2 separate regions of the Homo sapiens genome follow, and region 1 is linked to region 2. The links are chromatin contacts, found by Hi-C or POLR2A ChIA-PET in ENCODE. All regions are on one chromosome and are shown on one strand. The core of a region is the stretch at or near the end of the contact, and the rest is flanking DNA. Distances in the headings are between cores, read along the strand shown.

Region 1 (5,261 bases), core at 1,338-3,837, 590 kb before region 2:
AATTAGCCAGGTATGGTGGCGTGTGCCTGTAGTCCCAGCTACTCAGGAGGGTGAGGTGGGAGGATCACCTGAGCCCAGGAGGCAGAGGTTGCAGTGAGCCGAGATCACGCCACTGCACTCCAGCCTGGGCAACAGAGCGAGACCCTGTGTCAAAATAAATAAATAAATAAATAAATAAATAATGAAAAGAGGTTTACTTGGCTCCTGGTTCTGCAGGCTTTACAGGAGGCATGGTGCTGGCCTCTGCTCAGCTTCTGGGGAGGCCTCCGGAAGCTTCCAATCATGGTGAAAGGCAATGGGGGAGCGGGCACGTCACATGGCCAGAGCAGGAGCGAGCGAGCGAGTGAGCGAGAGAGAGAGGTGCCCCACACTTTTTAAATAACCAGATCTCAGGAGAACTCACTATCTCAAGGACAGCACCAAGGGGATGGTACTAAACATTCCTGAGAAATCCACCCCCATGACCCAGCCACCTCCAGCCTTGGGGTTTACAATTCAACATGAGGTTTAGTGTGGACAAATATACAAATTACCTCATGATTCTTCATAAATTTCCCAGCCTCAGGTGTTTCTTGATAGCAACAGTAAAGGAGCTAAGACACTGTGGCGTTCAGTTGTATCAGGACAGACCTGGGTGTGGGCTGGCCCTCATACGTCCTGCCGGGAGCTCTGGGGGCTTTCCAGTCTGCAGGTCGGGACGTCCTTCTACTCTGAGATGTTCTAGTATCATCAAACCGCCCCACAGACCATGCCTGGAGACTCTGCCTCACACATCCGTTCCCAGCGGTCACCAGCCCCGCATCCCTCCCTCGTCACCGCATCTGTGCGTCTCCTCTGTGACGGAGGCTGTTCCTTGGCAATGACTATCCTCAGCTTCAGCCCCCTGCTGACAGTTTTCTAGCTCAGAACCTGGCCATGTCTGCACCCTCCCTGTCTTCTCGGAAGGGGTGCTGTCATTCCCTGGGCTACACACCTGCTTTGTCCTCCTCTCTCTGACCCCAGGGCTCCAGGGTACCACTGTCCTCTTCCTTTGTCAGTTTGTTGTGGCTGGGGCTGGTGGTGGGGGAGCCACAGCAATCAGCCTGCCTCACCTTGCCCAGCCCGCATGTTCCCAGGGCTCCTGCCATCCCCACTACACCACAGCCCAGTCCGTGTGCACGGGTTATAGAGTCAAGACACAAACACACAAAAGCCAGGCAGACGGGCACAGTACCTGCCGCAGCTGCATGAAGCTTGGGGCACTATGGGTGAGAAGAGCTAGAAATGTTGGGGCCATCAGAGCCCAGGAGGACCAGCCGAGGGAGGAGCAGCTGACAGGTGGGCAGGTGCCCCTAGTCAGGGACAGCAGGACTCCCCAGGAAGAAGGATCACAGCCACCCGTGGGAGAGCTGGACTCTGTTCATCAACAGAAAAGCCGTGAGCGATTCCGCCAACAAGGTCAGTTTTACTAGTCTGGCAGCCCCCCACCCCCGGCTTCTGTAACTCAGAAACTGGGCAGTTCCGACTGCCCATCCCTCATTAGTGACTGATGGTGGTCTGGCCGGCGGCATCTCCTGTCTCCAGGCCCTGCTATGTAATTTCGGGAATGGACGCCCGTCTCCCCGACCTGACCTCCAGCTGTTTGGAGCTGAGGGGTGGAGAGGAAAGACTGGGGGGTGGAGAAAGGCGAGCACCACTGTGGGGCCTGTGGGGGCTGCTTTCCTCTTCTGCAGTGACCTGGACGGGCTGAGGCTGCTGTCTCACTCACACGGCGGTGCCCACACCACAGCCCTGGTATGCTAATGCGTCAAAACACACCTTCACCTGTTTCACATTCTTGAGTTTCAGCGAGGATGCGACAGGTCTCGAGACACATGGACGTGGGACCATGGGGACGGGTTCTTCAAGGTCCCCATGCACCTGCAGCCTGGGGGGGCTTGTCTGAAGGGCTTTCTTCCCAGTGATGGGAATCAAAGGCCCCGATCTTTGAAGCTGGCCATCAGCCTGAACGTCCACTCCTTGTTTCCTTTGCAAGGAGGAACATTCAGATCCAACACAGATAAGAATGTTGACTCCGTCTCCAGGCCGCAGGGACTGGAGGGAGGCAGGTGGTCTGGCCTCATTTTGTGAAAGGTGGTGGCTTTGTCCTCAATCTTCAGGCTGGACATCAGGACCTCCCAGGGCGCGGGCCTGCTCTGTCTCTGGCCTTAGGTGTCAGGAGGTAAGGCCGCAGACGCTGACGTACTGGGATGCCCCAAGCCCGGGAACTGGCAGCCCAGTGAGGGGGTCTCACCTGTGTCCCCTGAGCCTGGCCTGTCACTCTGTCCACGCCTCAGCTACCTGTCCCCTCCTGCAAAGGGCACCGCCTGTCGCGAGGAACTCACCTGGCTTCCTCGACATCTCGGGGGACACACGAAAAGCCCCCGCGAGAGCAGCAGGAGCCTGCACGTGGAAGGGGCTGGCGGCCCGAGGTCCCGGGGTAACAGGAGGGCAGAGGGGCTGGGCACGGCGCAGGGTCGGGAGGAGGCCTGGAGCGCTCGCCCCGCCCGGCCCCGCCCCTGGAGCGCCGCGGCCCCGCCCCGCCGGGTTGCTAGGGGAAGTGACGTCACAGCGCGATGGCGGCGGCTCCTTTAGGCAGCTGAAAGGGGATTTAGGCCCGGAAGATCCGAGTCCATCCGCGGCGGGGAGAGGGCAAGCGGGACCGGTAGGGGCCGGAGCAGCGGCGGCGGCGCTCGGACTGTCCCATCCGCCCCGTATTGAGGCGCTGGGAGCGGCGGGGCGACAGGAAAGCGATGGTGAAAGCGGGGCCGTGAGGGGGGCGGAGCCGGGAGCCGGACCCGCAGTAGCGGCAGCAGCGGCGCCGCCTCCCAGAGTTCAGACCCAGGAAGCGGCCGGGAGGGCAGGAGCGAATCGGGCCGCCGCCGCCATGGAGCTGAGAGTCGGGAACAGGTACCGGCTGGGCCGGAAGATCGGCAGCGGCTCCTTCGGAGACATCTATCTCGGTGAGGCCCCGCCGCCCCCGCCCGCCGCCCGAAGACCCGGGCCCTGCGGCTGCCAAGACCAAGCGCGATCGCGGAAGGAAGTGGTGGCCCCCGCGGGGTCTCCGCGCAAGTCCCGGCACCGCCGGATCGTGGCCAGAACCCAACGGCCACTAGGCTAGCGCGGCCAGGGGTGGGGAGGGCAGTGGGGAGCGGACGTGGGGGAGGGGCAGGACCAGGTCGGGGGAGCAGGGTCTGGAGAGGGGAGGGTTGGGGAAGGAGGGGATAGGGGAGCTGACCCGGGGTGGGGCATGGTCTCTGGGGAGCCGACCTGGGTAGGGGCAGGGTCGTGGGGAGCGGACTCGGGAAGGGCTGGGTGGGGCGTGGGGAGGCGGGCCTGGGGGAGGGGCAGGGCGGGGGTGGGGGCAGCGGGCCGTGGGAGGGGAGGGGGTAGGGCTGGGGCCGCGAAGCGGGCGTCGGCTTCCTCTACGCCTAAGGTCACCGCAGTAAACAAAGGCCACGCTCTTTCTTCCGCAGCCCGGTCCGGGGCTGTCTGGCTGCCCCCTCAGAGGCTGCCCCGGTGTCTTGCATTCGTGGGGGAAAATGTCAGAAAGACCCAAATGCCGTGTGGAGCGGGGGAGTGGCCCGGCTAGGAGTGGGGCTTGCCCTCCCGCTGGGGGTTCTCTCTGAACGGTTCCCCTTGGCCTTGGAGCGGTGACTGAGTGCAAATGAGCAAGGGTTAAGTTTAGGTGAATGTAGAGAAAGTCACACAGGATTAAGATGCTGGCAAGATGAGAGGCAGATGAGGTAGTTGTACTCATGAGGTGTCCTTTAGACTGTAACAGTCTCAAGGTAGATTTCAAAAACAATGGGATTAGAAGGTTTTGGGTTGTGTCATATTTACAATGGAAAAATATGCACGTGAACACAAGTGTGATGAAAGGTTGGCTTAAATCTTCAAGTTTGTAATTTTTTTTTTTTTCCTGAGACGGAGTTTCGCTCTTGTTGCCCAGGTTGGAGTGCAATGGCGTGATCTCGGCTCACCGCAACCTCTGCCTCCCAGGTTCAAGCGATTCTCCTGCCTCAGCCTCCCGAAAAGCTGGGATCACAGGCGTGCGCCACCACGCCTGGCTAATTTCGTATTTTTAGTAGAGACGGGGTTTCTTCATGTTGGTCAAGGCTGGTCTCGAACTCCGGACCTCAAGTGATCCGCCCAGTTCGGCCTCCCGAAGTGCTGGGAAGCCACCGCGCCTGGCCCAAGTTTGTAATTTTAAAGTAACTTAATTTTCCGCACTTGTTAGTGGGATTGTGCAATGCACGAGTTATTCCAAGATCCCCTGAATTTGAGGATATGTAGCCTGAGGCGGTGTGCCTGCAGAGGGGCTGCTGCAGACCTTTGAGGGGAGCTGTTTTCTGTTCCAGCAGCCCTAGCTTTGGGGTGTGTTTTAACTGGGGCACCTGTCAGCTAGGGTCAGGAATCCCCTGGGATGTCAGTAATGCCTCTGGTCATACCTTTTAGATGAAGCCACATGTGGACAGTCTCCAGTTCTCACACCCTTCCCACTTGTCACCAGAGAGAGGACTCAGGACCCGGTGGGCTGACAGCGTTAGGACGAATCCACACATATGGGTGGCTCATACTTTCGGTGCCTGGTTAACCTGCCAGGTGACCCTGTCACATGCCATATTGTTGCTTTTGAACCTGTACATATGCCTTAGTGGACTGCTGAGTAAGCAGGCTTTAGACATTTGGGTTTGGCTATTAAACATTTATACCAGGTGGTCAGCTGGATGTGTTCTTGGCAGTGTTTGGGAAGTCAGAGTGCTTGGTCAATGGAAGTCGTTTGGCTTATTTATAGAACAATGGATTTTGGCGAAAGTTTTAACCCCAGGATCTGAGTTACACTGCAAAGCCAGTCCATTAGCCACCTTTAGGCAGGCATCAAAAAGGAGTATTTTGGGCCGGGTGTGGTGGCTCACGCCTGTAATCCCAGCACTTTGGGAAGCTGAGGTGGGCGGGTCGCTTGAGGTCAGGAGACCAGCCTGGCCAAAGTGGCGAAACCCCATCTCTACTAAAAATACAAAAATTGGCCAGGCGTGGTGGTGGCTGCCTGTAATTCCAGCTACTTGGGAGGCTGAGGCACGAGAATTGCTTGAACCTGGGAGGCGGAGGTTGCAGTGAGCCAAGATCACACCACTGCACTGCAGCCTGGGCGATGGAGTGAGACTCTGTCTCAAAAAATAAATAAATAAGAAGTACTTTGAAACTATCTGTTCTCTGATCTGAGACCTTGTCAAACAACT
Region 2 (5,381 bases), core at 2,882-5,381:
CTCAGCCAGGACAGGACGGGACAGGAAGCCAGCCAAAGTGGCCAGTGAGGGCCTTTGAGAGGCCTGGCTGTCCACCGGGATCCCCGGGCAGGTTCTCAGCTGTGTGAGTCCAGGGAGTCTCCTATGAGACCCAGGTCTGGCCCACAGGTTGGGACAGAAGGGGAGCAGCCTGACTACATGGGACACTCTTTCTCCTTGACACCTGCAACAGCATCCCCACTGCATCACAGTCCACATCACAGTCCCTGCAGGTGTCCCCAGCACAATCCCTGCAGATGTCCCCGGCACAATCTCCTGGGGATCTGGAGGGCTTTTCCTCCTCTGCCCAGGAAAGCATGAAGCCCTCGCTCTCCAAAACAGCTCTTATCCCCGCCAGACACATCCGATCTTACAAGCCCCCGCTCAGAGCCCTCCCAGGCCCCTGCCTGTGGGATGTGGCCAGCCTGCCCTCCGGACCACAGCCACTCTCACACACGATAGCCACCACCTGCCCTGCCCACCCAGTGGCATCTACTCACCTTCCCTAAGACAGCAGGTGCCCAAGCCCTGCCTCCCGGAAGCTTCCCCCAGGCCCCAGGGTCGCTGTCACCTTGGTCCTCCAGACACAGCACCCCAGGCCGGCTCCTGCTAAACCCTGACCTCCCTGGATTGGGGCTCACGGCCCTGTCTCTCCGACTCATGAGTGCGAGCTTGCGCAGTGCAGGGACCACCGATCTGCACCTGCACATTTTCCGCCACACCTGGTGCTGTTCTGTCATCAGTGCCCAGTAAACACCCGGAGAAGCAAAGGTGCCAGCCTGGGTGGCCACCCGCATGCCCCCGTCTCACCCACCTTCAGCAGGTCCTTCAGCTCCTCCATGGTCTGCTTGTTGGCCACCTCATCATGAACTGTCTGGCCACAGTTCTTTACCACAGATTCCATGACCTGCAGATGCCCAGGAAGGGAAGGGTTGGGCCAGTGGTCAGGGCAGGGCCCCTCCTCCTCCCGGACAGACCCACCTCCCTGTGGGACAGCAGAGCCCTTCGACAGGCCCGTCAGTGGCCGGTGGGGAACCCGGTGGGACAGCAGAGCCCTTCGACAGGCCCGTCAGTGGCCGGAGGGGAACCCGGTGGGACAGCAGAGCCCTTCGACAGGCCCGTCAGTGGCCGGTGGGGAACCCGGTGGGACAGCAGCCCTTCAACAGGCCCGTCAGGCCAGTGGGGAACCCACATCTGAGACTCAGCAGCCTGCACAGCACCGCTCCGTGACGCCAAGTCTCACTGCCAAGCACAGCAATGACATCCGCCTTCTGGTGTTTACTCACGCAGGACCGGCTGAAGAAGTGGTGCCCACTCCCTCCCCTATCTCCTGTCTCTCCCTCAGCGTGACCCTCTCCTAGGTGGCACTGTTCACACAGGCACTCAAGGCTGAGTGGAAACTCTCCTGCTTGATGTATGCCCAGGGAGGTGGGCAAGGCCACAGGACAAACTCTTCTCATGCTGTCGTGACTAGTAGGGGGTAGGGACCCTGGGGGCCACTGAGGCACGGGGGTCTGCTTACCTCCAGGGCATACAAGGCGACGTGTGGGTTCTTGTCGTTGACTTTCTTCTTGATGGAATTCACAGCATATTTTGCTCTGAAAAGGAAACATTGATAAAAGCAGAGAAAAACGGGAAAAAAATAGTCTCAGCAACTAAGATGAGAAAAGCTCATCTGCTGCCAGGTGCAGTGGCTCACGCCTGTAATCCCAGTGCTTTGGGAGGCCAAGGCAGGAGGATTGCTTGAGCCCAGGAGTCTGAGACCAGCCTGTGCATTACGGCAAAAACCCATCTCTACCAAAATACAAAAAATCAGCCGGGCGTGATGGTGAATGCCTGTAGTCCCAGCTACTCAGGAGGTTGAGGTGGGACGATCGTTTGAGCTTGGGAGGCAGGGGCTGCAGTGAGCTGAGATCACGCCACTGCACTTCAGCCTGGGTGACAAAGCAAGGCCCCGTCTTAAAAAAAAAAGTCTGTCTGCCATCTTAGTCTTTGAGAACCCCGAAGCAAATACAAACATAACCAGGTATCTGCAAGCTGTACAGAGAAAACCCCTTAATCCTCCAAGATGTCAAAAAATCCTAGCATGTAGCCCATGCAGTTCTCCACATAAGAGCCTAACACGGTCAGCTACGTCGTGGAGACCCAACGGGCACCAAGCGAGCCCAGCTTAGTGCACGGCTGCTCCTCCGCATCAGGGCACAGGCCCCGCTAACTCACTGTGTGTCCCCTTGGCGGATCAGGTCGCAGATCTGCAAAATGGACTCCCAATCTGTCTCCAACAGGAGCTGGCTGGTCGCCTTGTCTGAGAGAGAAAATGCCATGAAAGGGAGGGGTTATCCTGCTGGACGCCCCGTGCAGCACCCCAGCTTGGCAGCAGCTGGGGGGGACTCTCTCCTTCCCCTTTAGACATTTGGACCAAATGAAAAAGCATGACAGAATCCTCCTGAGCGTGCTGATGGGCAGGGAAGTGCCATCCTCCCCAGGGAAGCAGCAAACAGCGTAAGAGCACACCAGGTGCTGGTCCAAGCCCTCCCACAACCCGCGAGCGAGGTAAAGACACTCAGCAGAGAGGCGAGGGCACTGCCGTGAGTCACACAGCTCACCAGAGACAGAGGCTGATTCACTCTTAAACATCAGGCTCGGCTGCTTCTCAACAAAGAACCCTATCACCCGTCCCTTGGAGTCCCCGTTCGCCCAGATGCTCCCGGTTTCAATGGGACCTTAGCTTGGGCAAGGGCTAGAGAGGCCTGCAGTGTAGACTCCAGGCCCCTTGCTCCAAGCCAAGTGCTTTGGAAATAAGGGCAGAACGGGGCTCCAAGGAGGACTCGCCAGCATACCTGTCATCATACCACATCACTGCTGTCTCCAACAACTGGCCCCTCTGGGGGGGCAGCTCCAGCTCTGCCCACATCGCCTTTCCCGGATACAGAAACGATCTAACAAGCCAAGCCACGTCCACTTTCTATACTGATTCAGTAGTTAACCTCTGGATTCATCCCTGAAGCACTGAACTACCTGTGTGGCTGAGATACTCAGTCTGCTTGCTGGTTCCCTTGGCAAGGAAGGTGTCTCACTTGAAGTCTCCTTGAAAACCCTACTTGACAAAAAGGCAAGCTTGGGCAGCCCATTCGACCACCCAAGCTCCTACCCCCAAACATTAGACGCATTTTCCACGTGCTGCTGGGCACGTGCACATCAACATTCGTTTCCCTCCCAAAACGCGTCAATTCCAGGAGGCTCAGATAGGATCAGCTTTCACCTCCAAAAACGTGAGAAAACGCCTTCCTAAACCATTAGGCACTTCCCGAAGCCAGTGTGGGAACAAAAGGTGGGTCTGGGACCCGCAGCCCCCAAGAGAGCTCGAAGGTCCCAGAGAGAACACTGCCGGCTCCACCCTTCGAGGCCCAGTGTTTTGGGTCAGAAGCCCAAGTGCGAGCCTAACATCCGACTGAGTCACCCACTTTCATGACTCAGGCCTTGTGGCCCACTCGGCCGGGTGCTCGTCGGTCAAGAGGAAATCGGCCGAATGCCCGGGCCCGCGGAGGAGCGAGGTCGCCGAGCGCCCCTGGCGCCCTGCGCGGACCCTCGCAGAGCCCCATTTGCCAACGCCCGACGGACGCCGACCCCACGGCCGCGCCGAGGGTCCAGGATCGGCGGCTCCGAACCCGGGAGGACAGCGGGCCGGGGAGAGGCGGGCAGGGCGGCCGGTCCGCGCCCCTCGGGCCCTCGGGGCCGCGCTGACTCAGCGCCGGGCGGAGGCTGCGGGCTGACCAAGGCCGAGCCGTCGGGTGGGGACGCGTTACCTAGGAGACGCTCGAAGGTGCCGCTGCCTCGCCCCATGGCGACCTCCAGCCCAAACCCGACGCCGCGGGCGCTCCCCTGCTACGAGCTGGCGCGCCCCCCGACTTCCGCTTCCGCCTTTTCCCTCCAGTGCGCGCACGCGCACGTCACCGCGCCGGCCCTAGAGCCGCGAGGAGGCGGGGTCTTCCGCTCTCCCGCTAACGCTGCGCGCTAATTGGACGCGCCCTTGGAACAATGAGCCCTAAGAACCAATGAGAAGTCCGAAGGTGAGAACTATCCAATGAGAGTGGCCGGTGGGCGGGCCTTGAGCCGCGGCGCCGAGCTACGGGTGCCGGGTGGAGCGAAGCACGGAATGTGTCTCCTGCTGGGGGCCACGGGCGTCGGGAAGACGCTGCTGGTGAAACGGCTGCAGGATATCCTTCCGCGCGGGGACGGGACCGGGGCGCGGGGGGCACCCGGAGTGGGGCGGGGACTCACCCTTTAGCTGCTCGGGTCCTTGACCGCTTCGCACAGGTGAGCTCCCGGGATGGGAAAGGCGACCTGGGGGAGCCGCCCCCGACACGGCCCACGGTAGGTGTCCGCCCCCGCGGGTGGAGTTGCGGGGGGTCAGTTCTGCGCTTGGCGAAGAGCTCCGGGCTCCTCTAAGTGCACGCCGAGGCGCAGCGGGTCAGGTCGTGACTTAAGGCCAGCCTTCGGGAGCGGGGGACGGCCCGAGCTGAGGATAATTGGCGCGGGATGAGGGGGCCTGCCGCCCTCCACGGGCACTTCCTCTCCCCTCGCAACGGCTTCCTGTGGCTGGTCGCCCCCACAGCGAGTCCAGCTACTGATGGGCGTCGGTCCCTGCTCGCCGTTCCTGCGTTAGGGAGAATGGGTCTGCGGGGTTCAGGCCACCGTGTAAGGTGTGGGCACGGTGCTCTTCAGGAGTTCACAACGGGACAGCGGTTGTATTGTTCTTTTTGCATCGTGGTTTTTCCTATAGGTGGGCACCAATCTTACTGACATCGTGGCACAGAGAAAGATCACCATCCGGGAGCTTGGGGGGTGCATGGGCCCCATCTGGTCCAGTTACTATGGAAACTGCCGTTCTCTCCTGGTGGGTTGTAATCCTATATGGGCTTCCTTTAGGGAAGTGTGTCTACATTTCTGTGACGTCCAGTCCCCAACCTTGCTGTGTGTAGAAAGGGGTTTGGGTTATTTAGTGACTATACTACTCATGGAAATAGGTCTTAGCTAGTGTTGCTTCCTGCTGGGCACCCTGTCTGGTTTCTGGTGCTTGCGCTCCCAGGCCCCCGGTAGGAGCTCACAGAGGGCTTGCTGAGGGCAGGGCTGCTGCTCCGCAGAGAACAGACTTGGCCCTCTGTGTCACTCCCCGGTACGTCTGTGTTTATGTTGGACTTATACGTACCTCTGGTTGGTCTCATCTTGATAAGGCCTGTGCCGCGGATACCAGTATGGAGAACTGATGGCCACATGAGGACAGAGACGAGTGACACCAGGTCGTCTTCATAAAACTCGATTCCCTCTGCTTCTGCTTGTTCCCAAAGCTTTGTTTAAAGCTA

Evidence for each region. A loop is a pair of places that touch in the nucleus more often than their neighbours do. ChIA-PET counts read pairs that join two places held with the same protein, here RNA polymerase II (POLR2A). Pooled maps may share reads with other maps.
Region 1: a loop to region 2 is called in a map with no recorded cell type, with 8 times the contacts of the local background. The contact joins the promoter of CSNK1D here to the promoter of ARL16 in region 2. A Hi-C loop is called at or near these places in 1 of 37 single-sample maps with no recorded cell type and 2 of 50 pooled maps. POLR2A ChIA-PET finds 5 or more read pairs at or near these places in 2 of 52 experiments (H1 and HepG2).

What each region holds. Positions count from the first base shown.
Region 1 is chr17:82,271,026-82,276,286 of GRCh38, reverse strand. CSNK1D (casein kinase 1 delta) reads left to right here and starts at 2,587. Exons shown (of 9, transcript NM_001893.6): 1 at 2,587-2,981. The coding sequence starts at 2,906. It overlaps LOC124904089 (a long non-coding RNA gene), which reads right to left and starts at 2,509. Exons shown (of 2, transcript XR_007065953.1): 1 at 1,214-2,509. RefSeq lists silencers at 2,448-2,657, 2,898-3,087, 3,138-3,187.
Region 2 is chr17:81,682,547-81,687,927 of GRCh38, reverse strand. ARL16 (ARF like GTPase 16) reads left to right here and starts at 4,131. Exons shown (of 5, transcript NM_001040025.3): 1 at 4,131-4,235; 2 at 4,334-4,392; 3 at 4,802-4,915. The coding sequence starts at 4,175. It overlaps HGS (hepatocyte growth factor-regulated tyrosine kinase substrate), which reads right to left and starts at 3,917. Exons shown (of 22, transcript NM_004712.5): 1 at 3,825-3,917; 2 at 2,239-2,323; 3 at 1,541-1,616; 4 at 833-925. The coding sequence starts at 3,861. RefSeq lists silencers at 3,687-3,786, 3,997-4,056, 4,267-4,346 and enhancers at 3,935-4,229, 4,447-4,666.